2 separate regions of the Mus musculus genome follow, and region 1 is linked to region 2. A link is a loop called in an ENCODE intact Hi-C map of the cell type or tissue named here. Cell type or tissue: gastrocnemius. All regions are shown on one strand. Links, peaks and the distances in the headings refer to the core of each region. The heading gives the core; the rest is flanking DNA.

The links. A loop is a pair of places that touch in the nucleus more often than their neighbours do. Peaks named below come from ENCODE experiments on the same cell type or tissue, not always from the same donor. Only the 100,000 strongest peaks of a DNase experiment are listed, where the experiment ranks them.
Region 1: a loop joins it to region 2, with 10 times the contacts of the local background. A loop is called at or near these places in 29 of 42 quality-filtered maps.

What each region holds. Positions count from the first base shown.
Region 1 is chr5:92,461,566-92,470,877 of GRCm38, reverse strand. Scarb2 (scavenger receptor class B, member 2) reads left to right here. Exons shown (of 12, transcript NM_007644.4): 3 at 8,794-8,941. Among named protein-coding and RNA genes, the nearest start is that of Mir6415, 7.7 kb to the right of the region's middle. In gastrocnemius, for the core only: no CTCF peak of the experiment used is centred there; DNase peaks (open chromatin) are centred at 897 and 1,243; H3K27ac peaks cover 4,886 bases.
Region 2 is chr5:92,659,298-92,668,609 of GRCm38, reverse strand. Ccdc158 (coiled-coil domain containing 158) reads left to right here. Exons shown (of 25, transcript NM_001360018.1): 4 at 1,712-1,929; 5 at 5,868-5,977; 6 at 6,358-6,685; 7 at 7,001-7,077; 8 at 8,817-8,927. Among named protein-coding and RNA genes, the nearest start is that of Ccdc158, 11 kb to the left of the region's middle. In gastrocnemius, for the core only: a CTCF peak has its summit at 4,105; no DNase peak of the experiment used is centred there.

The sequences.
Region 1 (9,312 bases), core at 765-8,764, 200 kb after region 2:
GGCTCTAGAAACACACACACACACACTCACACATATACTCCACACACGTACATACATACACACAAGCATAAACACATACACTTCACATATACGAACACATACACAGACCTATACTCCCCCCCTCAGACATACATTCCCAACACACAGACATAGACACATACATACACACACAGAGATATACACATAAAACACACACACATGTGAAAACACCCCCCCACACACACACAAAGTGGCTGTACATATCTGACTTCTTTTTTTATTAGATATTTTCTTTATATACATTTCAAATGCTATCTCGAAAATTCCCTATACCCTCCCTCCGCCCTGCTCCCCTACCCACTCACTCCCACTTCTTGGCCCTGGCATTCCCCAGGTACTGGGGTATACAAAGTTTGCAATTCCAAGGGCCTCTCTTCCCAGTGATGGCCGAGTAGGCCATCTTCTGCTACAAATGCAGCTAGAGATACGATCTCTGGGGGTACTGGTTAGTTCATATTGTTGTTCCACCTATAGGGTTGCAGACCCCTTCAGCTCCTTGGGTGCTTTCTCTAGCTTCTCCACTGGGGGCCCTGTGTTCCATCTTATAGATGGACTTCTTGATATACTGATATCTGACTTCTTGATATACTGGAAGGCCAGTGTGGACCCAGAGCGGTGGGGTGGGGTGCACAGGGAGGTCCTTTCATCTTGAGCATCCAGCACCTGTTAGCACGATTAGAAGAAGTGAGTGACATGGTCCCAACTGTGGTTTAGAACCGATAGGATATAAGTAGAGGAACTGATTAGTGAGTAGCTCAGCTGGAATGGCAGGACTCAGTCAGGGAAAGCCAAGAATAGATTGGAGAAGGACCAGGCTCTGTGAATGGATGGCTGTTATAGACGCCACAAATGCAGGTTGGCTGGGCGCCCTGAGATCTGGGTTTGTAGATAAACCTAACCTTACAGGGAGCCATCAAACTTCTTGGTGGAGCCTGTTTTGCCTGTGTCTGCTTTCTGACATCTTCAAGTGGGTCCGGTGCCACTTGCGACTTGATTGTGCTATTCTGGGGGCTGACGCCGAACATACCGTAGTACCCGTAGCAGTGTTTGGCAGTTCAGTGAGCTCCTACTGGTCTGTTCGTGGTGTAGACCAGGCTGGCCTCTAACACACAGAGATCTGTCTGCTTCTGTCTCCCAAGTGCTAGGATTAAAGGCGTGAACTGGTACTCCCAGCCAAGTCAGCTGACTCTTAGCCACGGTGTGCCAGGCCACCTGGGGTGCAGTGAAGGAGGACATGGTGACACTGCCACTGTTCATTGTGGAGGGAATAGATGGAGAATAGAGGAAGGAAGGCTTCTGGGAAGTCGAGGCCTGGCTCATCTGACAGTTTTCAGTGGGTTCGTTGCCCCAAGAGCTAGCAGTGTTGTATATAGAGTTTGGATGTTCCTGGGAGACAAGGCAGGTCCATGTATGAAGAACCAGTCTGACCGGTCCAGTGCGCATCTGAGTTTTTGGAAGCCCGAGGTTGAGTGGCCAGAACCAACTTGCCCCAGGAGCCTTCTGCTCAGTGAAGCCTTTGATTGAGACTTCTATAGATTTATGAGAGCCTTGGCAGACTTACTGTTTTTATTCTATTACTCACTATTTCAGGAATCAGAACTGATTTGTCTACGGCCTGTTCAGTTGATCTTCATGCTTTCGTTACGTATTTATTAAATTTACCATATCCTCCTAAGAAGCCCTGTCCCTTGTTTTGTGTTCCTCAGATTTTCCTTCACATTGCTTCTTTCCATGGATGACTGCTTTGACAGCAGTAAGAAAAATGTGCGTGCTAAACCTTACGCGGGGTTTGTTCTTTTTGAGGGCGGCTCTCTCACTTAGCCTAGATAGAACCCACTAATTAGGCAAGGCTTCCTAGTCAGTGAGCCCAGAGCGTCCCAGCCCTGGGGTTATAAATGTGCGCCACCGCGGCCTACCTGCCTGCTTATGTGGGCTCAGGAAATTGAACTAAGGTCTTCATGCTTGCAAGGCAAGCACTTTCCTGATGGAGCTGTCTCCACAGCCCTCCTAACTTTTCTTATTTTTAAAATTTATTTTGATGTGTGTGTGTGTGTCTATGTAAGTGCAGGCAGAGGCTAGAAGAGGGCATCAAATGCCCCAGTGTCAGAGACACAGATAGTTGTGAGTCACATGACATAGATGCAGGAACCAAACTAGATCTAACACTGAGCCATCTCTGTAGTCCCTCTTTTACCATATTTTAGCTTTTTTTTAAAAAAAAAAAAAAAAAAAAGAAGAAGAAGAAGAAGAAGAAAAGAAAAGAAAGAAAACCTCACTCTCATGTTCATACTGTTTTGGGGAATGTAAATTAATGGCATTATGGAAAATATATGAAAGTTTCTTTTAAAAAACTAAAAATAGAGCCACCATGTGATTCATGCATCTTACCATTGGGCATCCATCCAAAGACAATGAGACTGGCTGGTTGAAGAGGTCTGTGCACTTACACGTTTACCGCAGAACAGTTCATGGTATCTCTTCTGGTATCTAAATGGCAGTCTCCTGTGCCCCAGTGTGTCTGAAGACAGGAGACAGGACATAGCATCCCCCGTCTCCAGAACCTGGCACAGGTGGCGATGCCGCACAGTAGTGACTGAGTGTCGTGTGTGCTGGGGGCTTCAGCGGAGCTTTATACTGGATGGTTTATTTCTCACAGCATCTCTGTGAGATAGGCACATGGTGGTCGCCACTTTACAGATGGAGAAACAAAGACAGAAGCCTCGGGGAGCAGGCTCACACTGCAGTCCCCCTAGAGAGGCGGAGGCAGAGGGATGGCTGAATGTTTTGCAAAGTGAGTCTCAGGCTAGCCAAGGCAACATTGTAAGGCCTTATCTTAGAAAAGATGAAGCCAAAGAAACCACGAGTGACTTTTTAGTCCCACAGCAAAGTATTAGTGTAGATAGGACTGAGCAAAAAACCTGAGTCAGATCTCACTGTACACCCCTATCTAGTGATCTGAGGTCACTGATATCAGCCACCAAGGTGATAGGTGATTTTTTTTGGGGAGGGGTATTTTGTTTTGTTTTCCAGACAGGGTTTCTCTGTGTAACCTTGGCTGTCCTGGAACTCACTCTGTAGACCAGGCTGGCCTCGAACTCAGTAATCAGCCTGCCTCTGCCTCCCAAGTGCTGGGATTAAAGGCATGTGCCACCACCGCCTGGCGATAGGTGATTTTCCATAGAGAGCTATGGGTGAACCCAAATGACTAACTCCTTTTGAGATGAACGTAATGACTAAAGGTCGAGGTGTTGCTTGCTTGCTTTCCTTTTGGTGTTGAAGATTGAGCCCAGTGCACGCTGGGAAAGTGCTCTTACAGCACTGAGAGGTGTCCCCATCACCTAACACATTGTACGAACCAATTTATCCAGCATACCAAAAAAGCTGGAAGCACAGCTGTTGATGTGGCCAGTGAATTAAAATTGTTCTTTTTCATTCTGTGTGTCCCTCCTTCCTATGGGATTCAGTAGTTCACAGGGAATAACTCAAACATTTCCTTCTTTTGTTTACTTTAGAGACAGTCTCGCCCTGCAGCCCAGGCTGACCTGGAATTCACTGTGTTTTCCAGGCTGACCTCAAAGTTACAACAATCTTACTTCAACTTCCCAAAGCCAGAGCCTGCAGGGGAAGTCACCATGTCAGGCTTCTTTCTTTCATTTCCTTCTTACTTTGTTTTGGTTTTGATGTTGTCTTTTTAAACAGAGCTTTGGTATATGCAAGCTGTGTGGTCCAAGCTGGTCTAAAACTTCTGGATTCTTAGGTTCAAGTAATCCTCCTGCTTCAGCCCCCCTGGTGCTGAGATTACATGTAATACCACCACACCAAGATTTTCATCCAACTCTCTTTTTCCTCCCCTCTCCATCCCTTCTCTCCTCCTGCTCTCCCCTTCCTTTCTTTCTGAGATGAGTCTGACAAAATAGCCAAGGATATCTTCTGGCCTCAGCACCTCCAGAGCGGGGACTACAAGTGTGGCTCCCACTCCTGGCGCGCTCTCTCTCTCTCTCCTCTCTCTCTCTCTCTCTCTCTCTCTCTCTGTTTCTGTCTGTCTGTTTTTCTGTCTCCATCTCTCTGTTTCTGTCTCTCACTCTTTCTCTTTCTTTTTTCCTTCCTTCCTTCCTTTCTTCCTTTTTTCTTTCTTTCCTTCTTTCCTTTCCCCTTTTAAAAATGCTTAGATGTACTGTAGTGTTAAGCATTAAACTATGGGGCTGGTGAGATGGCTCAATGGTTAGGAGCACTGACTGAACTTCTGAAGGTCCTGAGTTCAAATCCCAGAAACCACATGGTGGCTCACAACCATCTGTAATGAGATCTGATGCCTTCTTCTGATGTGTCTGAAGACAGCTACAGTGTAGTAAGATATAATAATAAATAAATCTTTAGGCCAGAGCAAGTGGGGCAGACCAGAGTGAGCAACCTTCATTCTCAGCAACCATCAGTAAAGCTACAGAGTATACCCATATACATAAAATAAATAAATAAATATTTTTTAAAAATTAAACTATAGTCTCAGATTATTATTGTCTATTGAAGAACAGGGCAGTTGTACCAGGCAGTTGGAAATACAGTCCCTTGATTCCTTGTCTACGCCCAAGATGGCTTTTGTTTCTGTTTTAAGCGGTTGTCTGTGTTTCTAGATAGTTCTCAGGTCTTCTCTAATGTGGCTGACAGTAATCTGACCACTTCTTGTTGTCTGTCTCTTGTTTCCCAGCAACTTCACTGTGTCTAGTTGGCTGCTGTTGATCAGCTGGTAGCTGGCATTCGTTCATGTATATGTGCATGAGAATGTATGCTGCTAACCAGGTTTACTGGTATTGTCATAAAAATCCCTCTCCTTGTCTGTCTGTCTGTCTGAGCATTGCCAGAGGGGGAGGGAAATGGTTTTGTTTGTTTGGTTTGGGTTTTATTTTTGGCTGATCATGCTGTTTTGAGAGGAAAGCTTCCCTCTTCTTCTCTTTCTCTCCCTCTCTCCTTCTCTCCCTCAGCAGAGGAGGAAGCCATGTCTTACTGGTTTATTTCCCATGTACAGCTCTCTGTAAAGGCCAGGAGTCAATGATGATTTAGGATGGTGGAGGACTCCAAGTAGCTGAGGGAAGTCACGAGGTCAGCTGTGAGTAGTCTGACGGAGTCAGTGTCCCAATGGGGACACTATGGGAAAACCTTGGCTTTGACTGTTGAACTTCATTAAGAAACCACGTCAGGTTACAGGCCTAAATTGATTGCCATCTCTGTCCTCAATTCACCCTTAGGTTTCCACACCGTAAGGAAGTTCTTAAAAGTCATCTCCTCAGTCAGTATTCTCTACGTAAGCTTAAGTGGAGCAGGCCTTAGGCTTGGGAGTGATCGGGCCTTTAGGTTCATGAACTAAGACTTGGGGGAAGAAAACAAATGAGCAAAATAGGCTCTGTGAAGACCCTGATTTTGACATTAGGAGACTTGACCACATTGGCCAATGGACCCATCTGAGTGGCAGGCGCTGCTCCCTGAACCAGCTTCCTCTGCTTTCAAATTGGTGCCCACCTGGGCCACCTGTTCTGATTCCTCAGTGGGATATCAATTACTGTGGGTACGCCGTAATCATTATCACTGGTCCCTGCAGAAGGTCTGTCCTCGAACTCAGTGTGGGGACACTCAGGAGAGGACCTGAGGGATCCGAGCCTTCTGTGTTGGGGCCAGCTTTGGCTGAGCAAGTGTGTGTCTCAGAAACTTCCACTCCTTCATCGTCTAATAATCACTTTGAATTAACTTCTGTGACTATGAATGAGGTCAGGTGACCCAGGCTTTAAACCCGTCTGGTCCCCAAATTGTTTTCTTATTCACAACGACTAGGGTATAATTTCTAGAGGAGGGATGTTTGATCTCAAGCAAGGTACCTGTGCTCAGTGGGACTCGGGAGAGCCTGCTTGAAGACTGTAAAGTAGTTTAATAGAGATAAAAGGGGCAGTGTAAGAGGCGGGGCAGGTTTAAAGATCCATGCTACCAAGCCAGGCAGTGGGACAAATCTGGAATCCCAGTACTTAGAAGGCTGAGGCAAGATTGCTGGTTCAAGGACAGCCTGGCTTAGGTAGTGAGCCCCTGCCTCAAAGCAGAAAAACCAAACCTAAAAAATAAGCTAAAGATCTAAGTCAAAGGAGTGTGTACTTCATCAGATCCCATGAGCTGCACCAGGAGGATGCTGGACCTCAAGGGGGTCCAGATTAAGAAGTCATAGGAACTGCTACACTCAGGCCCCCAGAACCCCAGGTAGTGGCCCAGGACAGAGAGGAAAGGAAATCGGGCTGCCACCAGAAGAAAGGGGCCCGAAATCAAGTGACAACACAAGTCACTGAAAACCTCTGAGGGTCAAACTGTTTGAACACAGCCACCTGTACCTGATACATTGTATATTCCTAGAAGACCTGCAGGTTTTTTTCTCATAATTATTTAAATCTGGCCTGTATTACAGGCATTCATTGGTTATACCCCACTGACGTTGTTAGTCACCTTTTAGGAAGTCTGACCTACAGGAAGCTGTGCACAGGTCAGATATTCATGGGTACTGTTATACACAGTATAACAGCTCGGTGCCTAGACCTATAGAACATTCAAAGACTTCTCTGTTCTCTCATGTGCCTGTTTATCACATGTGCCTTTGTTGATTATTATTTATTTATTTATTTATTTATTTATATAATTTTGTTTTTTTGAGACAGGGTTTCTCTGTGTAGCCCTGGCAGTTCTGGAACTCACTCTGTAGACCAGGCTGGCCTCAAACTCAGAAATCCACCTGCCTCTGCCTCCCAAGTGCTGGGATTAAAGGCGTTCGCCACCACTGCCTGGCTTTATTTTCTATTCTTATTGTAAATCTACAAAGTATGAGACACAGGGGGCTCACAGCTGTAATCCCTGTAATCCGAGTTCTCAGAAGGCAGAGGCAGGAGAGTCACTGAAAGTTTGAGGACAGTCTGGTCTATATAGTGAGTTCTAGGCCAGCCAGAACCACCTAGGAGGACCCTGTTTAAAAACAAAGACAAGAAAGAAAAAAACAAAACAAAACAAAAATTAAAAAAAAAAAAAGAAATAAAAACAAAGACAAAACCAATCCCAAACTAGAGAGAATTTAAGAGGAGTTAAGACAAGGTATTCAGGCTTCTGCCCCTGGCTTGTTTGTCATCTTACCGGAGGCTGCATGGCAATTCCTTCACAGTCTAAAGGATGTCACTCAGAAGTTTATAACTGAGTGCCTAAAGCAAGTACAGTTAGCAAACTTCACAGATGGGCGGCTGGACAAAACAAAATAAAACAAAACAAAAACAATAAAACCCCAGAATCCCCAGATCAAAGGGCCTATGGGGGGAGTGGTCGTGGCCCAGCTGCCTGGGGCCTTCTAACCTGTTTGCGTCAACAGACTCTTAGACAACATTTTGTTAACTACATATCTAATGAAAGATTTTCTAGATAGCTGTAACGGTCCATGCCTGATATCTTAGCACTTGGGAGGCGAAGGCAGGAGCATTGTCCCCAGTTGGGGGCCAGAGTGGGCTACAGAGTCAAATCCTATCTCAAACAAAATAAAAAGCTCCATCAAATTAGAGTATTATTTTATCTCGATGACTGAGTGTTTTGATACATCTTGCATTTCACACCTTCATTGAGTCTTTGTAGGCCTGTCTACTAAGCCACACCCACCCCCTTCTTTAGACCCAGTCTCACACTGCAGCCTGAAACTCAGCATCAACTCAGTCTCCTACTTCCCTCAGCCTCCCAAGCGCCAGGATCATAGGCCTGAGCCGTCAAACCCACCCAGCCCAAGCACTCTGAGAGATTACAAATCACTGTGTCTCTAAATTGACACAGTAATTTATAGGTTGCAGATGTTTAATGATTTGTTCCTATCTATCACCCCAGATGCTTATCATTTCTTTGTGTCAGGAGCAATGAAAGCACCTTTTCAACTAGCTACTTAGAAAGAATTGTTAGTGTCAACAACTGTTACCTATTATACTCTCCATCCAGCTCTTTCTAAGAGGTTTCTCATTTTAGGGAACTTATTTGAACTAAGCTGAAATATGTATAGAAACAGGAGTGAACTCCAAACTTACTGTGTTGGCCCCAATTCATTTCCTCATCTCTGCACCCCTCTCCCTCTCCCCCTCTCCCCCTCTACTCCCCCTCCCCCTCCCTCTATCCCTCTCCCACCCCAACCCCCCAATTGAGGCTCAAATTTTTAAAAGAAACTTTTAGAGTCAGTCTTGCTACTATGTAGACCAGCCCGCCCTCAGACTTGTCAGTGATCCTCCTGCCTCAGCCACTGGAGTGCTAGGGTTACAAACATGTGCCATTATACCTAGCTGTGGCCTCAAATTTTAAGATAAATTTACAACTGAATTACAGTTGGAATCAGAGGCACCAGTATACAAATTGAAACCAAATCAAACCTGGGAGCTGAATTGAAAACATTTCAGGATCAAGCTATAATTGAGGAAACAGCTCATTTGTCTATTTGCCTGTTTGACTATTATGTCCTCCTGATTCTGGAAGGAAAAAAAAGTGGAAACTATAGATTTTGATGTTTTCCTGGGTCTCGTCCCCTTTCATCATCTTGGCTCTAAGTTGTAGTTTTTTTGTGGCTTAGCATCAGCAGCCTATGTAAATAAGTACTTTATTAGAAATGTTATATTGAAAAAATGTAACAAGTACTGAGTGGAGGGAATGACTTTGTTTGTTAAACTCTTATCTATTTTCAAATAATTTTGTTTGTTTGTTTGTTTGTTTGTTTAGGGAGCTCCGGAACAAGGCAAATATTCAGTTTGGAGAAAATGGAACAACTATATCTGCTGTCACCAATAAGGCATATGTTTTTGAACGAAACCAATCTGTTGGAGATCCTAACGTTGACTTGATTAGAACAATAAATATTCCTCTGTTGGTACGTGTCATTATCAAGGGTTTGTGGAAGGAAACAGCAAGCCTGATACACTTAATAGCTATTATTTTATGATAGTAAAGTAAGAGCTAAATAATTTAAGAGCTATTTTATAATAAAATATAGATATTATGGGGAGGGAGGGAATTCATCTTGCTTAGAATGAGTCTCTGAAATTTAATCCTAGCACCATCAGAAAACAAACACAAAATATAGATATGCACAGAGACTTTGATTTGTGTGTGTGCCCTCCAGGGAACTTTATCATCTACATAAACCTCCTCTGAGGCTTCCACTCTAAAGTGACAGCTGCTTAACACTGATGGAGGACCCAGGACCTTAAAGAGTTCACATCTGAATCTGAACTTTGCCTT
Region 2 (9,312 bases), core at 845-8,844:
TAACCATCTTAGCTCCTAGTTTTTAGTATGCTTTGTTTTTAACTGCAAAGCACAGAACTTAGTTGTGAATGTCTACTGTGCTGTTTATAATTCTGTTTTTGAGTTAGAGATTTCCTAGCGTTGTAACTGAGCATATCTGGATTTAGTATGTTTCCATTATCTTTTATCTAAATTGTTTCTGTGCTGATACCTTCATTTTTTTCAGTTTCTTGGTTAACTCAGCTCATGTCAGATCATCTCTCTTTAGGTATAGCATCATTCCTATTAACATTGACCTCCTGGTGGCCTAATAAAATCCCAGGTGCCCAACGTCTTGTCCTCTAAAGTTTGTTTGTTTGTTTAAGATTTGCTTTACTTGTACAAGTGTTTTGCCTGCAGTTATGTTTGTGCATCCCATGTGTGCTTGGTGCCCTCTGAGGTCAGGAGAGGATATCAGATCTGGTGGATCTGGAGTTACAGATGGTTGTGAGCCACCACTTGGGTTCTGGGAACCAAAGCTGGATCCTCTGCAAGAATAACAAGTGCTTTAATTACTGAGCCTTCTAGCCCCTTCTTATCCCTAAGCACACATCTTATTAGCAAGTGTTAGACTTCTGTGATGAGTCTCTTACCTCAGCTCTCTCCTGTATTGTTATGACTATGGAGCTCTCAACCATGTCATCACTGCCCAACCCTAGCCTTTTCAGTTCTAAACATTGAAATGTCTTAGATTCACACTTGCAAATTCTGATTCAGTAGGTCCAGAGTGAGGCTGAGGTACAACTATATTATTTTATCGTTTCTCAAGTGATCCTGATTTACTGCAAAGCTTGGCAACAGCTGTTAGAGACTCTGCTGTTACTCCTAAACTACCACTCTTCTGTGTGTGTGCCAGTGCCCGCATGCCCCTTTATCATTCTGCATTCTCACAGAAACCCAGATGCTTATTAGTCTAGCTAATATTTCCATTTTTAAACCTTTTTTAAAAAGATTTATTTATTTATTATATGTACACTGTAGCTGTCTTCAGACACACCAGAAGAGGGAGTCAGATCTCGTTAGGGATGGTTGTGAGCCACCATGTGGTTGCTGGGATTTGAACTCAGGACCTTCGGAAGAGCAGTCGGGTGCTCTTACCTGCTGAGCCATCTCACCAGCCCAATATCTCCATTTTTGTGTTGAGCTGCTGGGAGATTTTTGCTATGGATCTCTTACCAGTCTGTCACTTAAAAGTCATGGTCTCCTACCTCAGCAGGGTCCTGATGCCACAGAGAAATATTTGCCTTGACCAGGTCTCTTCCCAGCTTCAAAACTATACCATACTAAGTGAGATCCACACTCAAAGAATGACTCCCAGGCTCTTCACAGTTCAAATTTCCATCCTCGGATGTGGCAGCAGCTTTCCTCTTCCCAGAACATCTCAGCTGTCTCAAGCCCACTGGTGTTTACTGTGATGCTTCCACTCTTGAGTGTCCCGTCTCTCCTGTTCTCCAGACTGCTTGGTTGTTACTCCTACAAACTTGAAGGCAATTCAGTACAGAGGTCACGTGCTCACCCTCTTCCCCAGCCTGTCTCCTATGCATTCTCCTGTGTTCTTGGGGCTCTTAGTTGTGCTTTCACTTCCTGTTTTCCCATGAGACCTGTGCTCCTTCAGGGTTTGTTAAAGGAACCCCAAAATAGTGTTTGCCTCACAGTTGTCTTATGAATAATTAACAAATTCTCTAATATTTAGGTTCTTCAAGCCCGTTTTTTGTAACGTCTACTCATGGTACAATAATTGAAAACACATCTTCAACTGGGACTTTAACACAAATGCCCTTTTTTCCTAAATATGAAGTGGAACTTGATTCTCCGAGAAAGTCCACCCCTTACCCTGGAAAAGAGCATATTGAACGTGTTTTGGAAGAATATTCACATCAAGTTAAAGATTTGCAGAGAAGACTCAACGAAGTGAGTTGCATTCTCCTCTAGCCCCTGGCACCGGCTGTCTTGAAATAGAACTTATCCCCCTGAAAGAAAATATCAGTCATGGGTCCATCAGCTAAACCTACATTTGATCTTTCCTTTCTGTTGGGCTAATGAGACATTTACATACCATTTTCTTCTTGGTAATAATAATGTCTTAGTTTCATGAGGTAATTTTAGTAAAATCTGAATGCTTCAAAATGTTATAATTAATGACACTCATCTGCTATTAATAATTGGTTCAGGCCTGCTGTCCTGCTATTATGATAGCTGATTTCTCTTTGCAAACAGTGATAGAAAGGAAGATTTTACATGTATGTACATACAGATGGTTAAATAGATTTCAGAAGTATTGGCTAAAAATGTAAAAGGAACTCATCTAGACTCAAACTATGCATTAAGTTCCAGTAGCTACTTTGTAAAAGCCAGACTTCTTACTACCACATATAAGATCTTCATGCTAGCCTTGCTCAGTACCCATTCTCTGTCTGTCCCCTCTGCCCCAGTAGTGCTAAGCCACTTGCCCATCCTGGGTGGACCTTGTAAATCTAGATTGCCATGCCTGTCTACTTGACTCCTGGAAGATTTTTATCATCTATCAGGGCTCAGTTCAAGCATTTCCCTCTCTGAAGCCTTTCCTTCAGGTAGCATGGAGGGTGCTCTCTCTACAGTACTGTTTGTACATCGTCTGTGTTCAACAGCATGCTATTCTGCCTCATCAGACTAGATGAAGACTGTAGATGAGCCTACAATTTTATTAAAAATGGGAAAAATTATGTGCCATTTTATTATATACATGGCATACAAAGATAAATAAGCCAGGGCTCTCTCTCAAAGGAGTTCATAATTTTGGAGGCGAGCCAGTCATGTAAGCAAGTAGTGGTGAGACCTTGTGATAAATGCACCAACAAGACACACGGAGACAGAGGAAACAGACATAGTAGTAGAGAGAAGAAACAATGATTGGGCTGGCAAGATGGCTCAGTGTGGAGAGGTGCTAATGCACAAGCCTGGCAACCTGAATTCAAACCCTGTATCCTACAAGGTGAAAGGAGAGGATGGATGCCAAAGAGTTGTCTTCCCAAATGCGAGGGAGGGAGGGAGGGAAGGAGGGAGGGAGGGAAGGAGGGAGGGGCAGGCAACCTTAATTTATTTTCTATGTCTAATTTATTTCCGATTATCTCCTGGTAGAGTATGTCACATTTGACTGGTTCCCAGTAAAATCAGTAATACTTGTAATATTTACCAAACAGTGCTGTTATTATATTCCTATGTACCAGATATGTAAAGATGGGTGTGACCCTCCTTTTCCTCGGGGATCTTCGGCCAAAAAGGACCCATGAGAGGAAAAGTAACAGAGATGATGATGCATGTGTGCGTGCGCGTGTGCGTGTGTGTTCTGGAAGCCCTGTGAGTACATACTGTGAATGATGGCACCGTGACTAGCTGCAGGGATGCAGATCAACTCAAGGCTTATGTAATTTTGGGGATGGGGATCAGACTATACAGGGTGGGCAAAGGCTGAGGGCTTCCATCCCGAGCTGCCGCGTTAGCATGGAGAAGCATTTCAGGAACCTCAGGTGCTGGCTGAACAGGTTCTTAAGGAAGAAAGGAAGTAGACCTGTAATCTTAACCAAGGCTCTGTCACATTCTGCAGGTAGAGAGGTGGGGGTGGTGTTGAACTCCCCAGACAAGGGCAGAGTAGGGGAAGCGCTGCCATTGAAGGGATTCCTCGCTCTTTAAGCACTCACCTTTCTTACTCTCTTCTCTAGCCCTCTTTCTCTCTCTCTCCCTTTCCCCCTCTCTCCATGTGGCCATGGCCGGCCTCTCTCTTTCTATCCTCTCTCCTCCCTGCCTTTCTACAATAAAGCTCTAGCTCTAAAAACATAAAATAAATAAATAAATAAATAAAAAAGAAGAAGGGATTCCTCCATTACTCACCCAGCTCAGAAGACTATCTGGACCTTAATTAGCAGGGCTTTCCCACAGATGGGAAAGACATGGTCCCTTCCTTGTGGTAGGAGAGACTACTGTGAGAGTCGTCCTGCAGATGGACAGATGTTGATATGAAGCTTGGCTGGGACACTTGGTTTCTTTTTTTTTTCTGACTTGACTTGGCAACACTTGACACAGTAGCATCTCTGTCCTCCGATAGATGGCACCAGGCATCAGCCTAGGGCCTCATGTACACTAGACAAAGACTACTGCTGACTGCTGTTGCTTCCCCCTTCTTCCTCTCTGTGCCCTTTATCAAACACCTCCTCTCCATCTGCAATGCTGCCTGCCTCCCTTTCTCTCCTTGCTCCCCCTTCTTTATTCTTCCTTAAAGAGTCTCACTGTGTAACCCAGGCTGGCTGTAAATTTGAACTCCCCCTGCTGTATCCTCTTAACCTTTGGGAATTTAGGCATATGCCACTGTGGCCAGCCTTAGCATCCTAGTCTTTCTGTTTTGTAATTGTTTGTTTGTCTTCAGGTTGTTTTTGAGATAGGATTTCTCTATGTAGTCCTGACCTGACTGTCCTTGTACTCACTCGGTAGACCAGGCTGACCTCAAATTCACACTGCCTCTGACTCCTGAAATCAGTTTCTGAATACAGAAGAAATCTGATCAATCTTAGTTGACTTTGAAGAAGCCTCAGGCAAGAAAATATGTGAACACGACAGCATGTCTACCATGTCTGGGATTAAAGGCGTACACACCACCAACAACCACCTGGATCCCCAACTTAACTTTTCCTTTTCTTTCCCTTTCCTTCCTTTCCTCCTTCCTTCCTTTTTACCTTCCTTCCTTTTTTCCTCTATGGCTGTCTCAAAGCTTACTCTGTAGACCAGGATGGCCCCAAACTCAGAGATCTGCCAGTGTGCACCCCTGCCCCAGCATCCCATTCTTTATGACTGCAATCTTCATGTGTGGCAATAGAGTCTGCAAGCACATGCTCCAATCCCTACATTATCTTTGTTTCTTTTAAATCTTTCTCTTTTTTTATGTTTGCTTAATTTTAGTCTCTATTTTTGTATTTTAGGACCTTTTCATTTTCGATGGTTTTTGTTTTTCATTCAGACTCAAAAATGAGGTAATAAAAAAAGCTACTTATTATACAGTGGCCACTAGCTGTTGTTATACAGTGGCCACTAGCTGTTATTATACAGAGGCCACTAGCTGTTATTATACAGTGGCCACTAGATGTTATTATACAGTGACCACTAGCTGTTATTATACACTGGCCACTAGCTGTTATTATACACTGGCCACTAGCTGTTATTATACACTGGCCACTAGCTGTTATTATACACTGGCCACTAGCTGTTAGCAGGGAGATGCTTCAGTGCCTGGCTTTAGAAATGCCTGAATTTTTCTGTAGTTAAGCACCTTCACAGTTTTATGTTTTAAAAGTTTATTTATTTGCATTTTATATGTATAGTTGTTTGTCTGCAGGTTGTATGTATGAACTGTGTGCATGCAGTACTCACAGAGTCTGAAAGAGGGCATCAGATTCCCTGGAATTGGAGTTATAGGTGGTTGTCAGCTGCAGTATGAGTGCTGGGAATCAAACCCTGATCCTCTGCAACAGCTGCCAGTCTTCTGAACTGCAGAGCCATCTCCCGGCTTTAGAGTTTTAGATGGTAGTGGCTTTTGCCAAACATTTAAGTAAGTTAAAGGTAAAATTTGACTTTTCTTGATACATAATTTCAACCAGTTTTAAGAGACAAAACATTTTCCCATTTTTGTGTTGAGCTGGAAGACAGATTTGTTTCTCTCTCTCTCTCACACACACACACACACACACATACATAATATATAAACAATGAATTAACACATAACCCTTGAGAAATTATTGTTTATAGGATCTATATTTTGGTGGTTTAATATCTCTCTATATAGAGCTAGATTAATTTGTGTGTGTGTGTGTTTTTTTTTTCAGAGCAATGAATTACATGAGAAACAAAAATTTTACTTAAGACAGTCAGTCATTGATTTGCAAACAAAACTTCAAGAAATGCAAATGGAGAGAGATGCCATGGCTGATATCAGGTTGGGGTTTATTACTGAATTATTCCTCCTCCTCCTCCTCCTCCTCCTCCTCCTCCTCCTCTTCCTCCTCCACAAGTGCTAGAGCTTGAGCCAGGCTCTGGGCTTGGTAGGCAAGTGTTCTGTCAGTGAGGTACAGCCCAGCCCAGACACTGTTTTATGGCTTTATTCCTCACACTGGTGGAGTCCCAAATACTTGTAATCTCAGCATTTGGGTGGCTGATGTAGGAAGATTGCTATGAGTTCAAGGCCAGCCTGGTTACGTAATTGAGTTCTAGGTCATCCTGGGATCTATAGCAAAATTCTGTATATTTTTTTTTCTACTCCTTGTAGTAAAGTTGTGTTTTATCAATGTTATTTCTTTTCTTTCATTCATTTCCTAGACGAAGGGAGAGTCAGTCCCAGGAGGAGTCACGAAATCAGCTTCAGAATACAGTTCGTGAACTTGAAGCTGCCAAGTGCCTTAAGGAGGATATGTTGAAAGACAGCAGCACACAGATAGAGCAGCTACGAAAAATGATGCTTAGTCATGAAGGCGTGCTTCAAGAAATCCGATCAATCTTAGTTGACTTTGAAGAAGCCTCAGGCAAGAAAATATGTGAACACGACAGCATGTCTACCATGCACTTCCGCAGCCTGGGCTCAGCTATTAGTAAAATCCTAAGAGAATTAGACACAGAAATCTCTTTTCTTAAAGGGAGGATATTTCCAGTAAGTGGTGAGAACACTGGTTTATATTACAATGCATTGAGAGATAGTTTGTAAAATCCTTGAAAATAAGCCAAGCCTTCGTATCTTGTTCTCTGGATAATACACAATGCCGCCTCCTGATAGAAAACTAGCTATTTTACCTGTACAGCTTAGTGGGAGTATAGCCAGTGTGCAAGTGCTGTAAAATACAGGCATAGAGCTTCATTTAGTATTATTTCTATGTATAGCTCCCTAACGCATTCCTTTCATAGAAACTGCATTTTCTAAGCTTTACAATTACCAACACCCAAATTAATATCTCTATTTTAAAACCAGGTAGAGGATCAGCTTGAAACCCTGAAGTCTGAATCACAGAACAAAATAGAACTATTACTTCAACAACATCAAGATCGGTAGGTGTCCGACTGAAACAAAAACTTATGGGGATACTGTATTCTAGTTGTAGCCTCCCCTGTAGTTCCAAAGTCTATAAACTCAGAGATAACGAAAACAAAAATAGCCTTAATAACCTGTAGCAAACTTAGTTAGTTTTCTTCCGACACCTGTTAAAGCTGTAAGGAAGCCTTTATTTAAGCCTGGAGCACTGTAAATTTTGCTACAGGGGAAGAGAATGAGTTCATCTCCCAACACAATAAGGACAAGTGGGGATTTCCAGTGAGAAGAAGCTGAGGGCATTGGTGGGTCGAACATTACTCGCATAGGCTTGATGAATCCTCCTAAAGGTAGGCCATGGAAATAGATTTTCAAGCTCAAGGGTAAGCAACTTAATCACCTGTCAACAATTGACCAAATAACAAGAATGAGACTATTCTTACTGTGGTAGGCCTGACAGAGCCTGGGTAGAAGAGCCTAAGTTGATCTAAGAGTGACTTGTCACTTACCTGCTGCTTGGTTAAATGAAGCACGTAACACTCTGTGACTTAGTCAAAGAGTTGTAAGCGTGTATTCATAATGTGTTTGATTGATGGGATCCTTCTCTAGATCTCCCGGGAGATATAGCACATAGTATTCATATCGTGTAACAAACACATATTGCTTATAGTATTCAAGGTTTACAAAACAGGATCTCACTCTGTCACCCAGGCTGGCCATGAATTCCTGGATTCCAATGATCTTCCTGCTTCACCTTCTCAAGTACAGGACCAGAGTCACATACCACCATGCCTTGTTTAGTTCTCCTAGTTTATTGCTACTGAAATGCAGATTCAGAATTCTGAAACCCTAGCTGGGATTCTAGTGTTGTTATTAAAGGAGCAGCATGCCGGGCATGGTGATGCATGCCTTTAGTCACAACACTCGGGAGACAGAGCCGGGTGGATCTTGGCCATTTTGAGGGTACCTTGGTGTACACAGCAAGTTCCAGGACAACCAGAGCTACATAATAAGAGAGATCTTGTCTCAAAAAGAAACAACGAAAGAAAGAAAGAAAGAAAGAAAGAAAGAAAGAAAGAAAGAAAAGAAAGGAAGGAAGGAAGGAAAGAGAAGGAAGAAAGAGGGAGAGAGGGAGGGAGGGAGGGAGGGAGGGAGGGAGGGAGAGAGAGAGAGAGAGAGAGAGAGAGAGAGAGAGAGAGAGAGAGAATAATAACAGTTTAAAACCCAGGCATGTTAGTAATGTCTGTAATCCCAACACTGAGAAGGTAGAGGCCAGCTAGGACTACAAAATTAAAAGTCAGTCTTAGGGTTTTACTGCTGTGAACAGACACCATGACCAACGCAACTCTTATAAGGACAACATTTAATTGGGGCTGACTTACAGGTTCTGAAGTTCAGTCCATTATCATCAAGGTGGGAGCATGGCAGCGTCCTGGAAAATCTGGTGCTGGAGGAGCTAAGAGTTCCACTTCTTGTTCCAACGGCAGCTAAGAGAAGACTGACTTCCAGGAAGCTAGGATGAGGGTCTTAAAGCCCATGCCTACAGTGACACACCTACTCTAACAAGGCCACACCTCCTAATAGTTCCACTCTCTGGGCCAAGCAAACAAACCACCACACTGTCTCAAACAGATGAAAGAGTAGCATGTGTAAAACTGGAACAAATACTAAGTCTGAAGGTGTTGCAAGCATTAACTTGAGATAAGTCATAGGTGAGAAGAGCTTCCTATATTCTAACAGTCACTTTGTTCTTGCTTAGGATTGAGCAGCTGATCAGTGAACATGAAGTTGAGATAACAGGACTTACGGAGAAAGCCAGCAGTGCTCGAAGCCAAGCCAACAGTGTCCAGAGTCAGCTGGAAATCATTCAGTATGTGTGTACTAGTAGTTTGAAATTGATTCCATTTATTGTAACATAAAAGCTATTATTTTAAACTGGAGATTTGGCTCAGCCATCAGTAGCACTTGTTGCTCTTGCAGCAGACCTGGGTTTGAGTTCCAGAACTCACCTGGCAGCTCATTACTGTTATCTGTGATTGTAGTCTTGCAAGGGGAAGGGGTGTCCCTGCAGGTTTTATTGCTGATAGGGAAATGATCCAGGGGAGGGAAGAGTGAAAGTTGGTTCAGTCTAACTTAGGTAGCTGGTGCTGGGCCAAACCTCAAAGGTCAGATGCCGGTTGGTTTATTTTAGTCATCTATAAGCACAGCAAAACTTTGGGAAAAAAATTCTGATAATTATCTCAGTCCCATGAGTA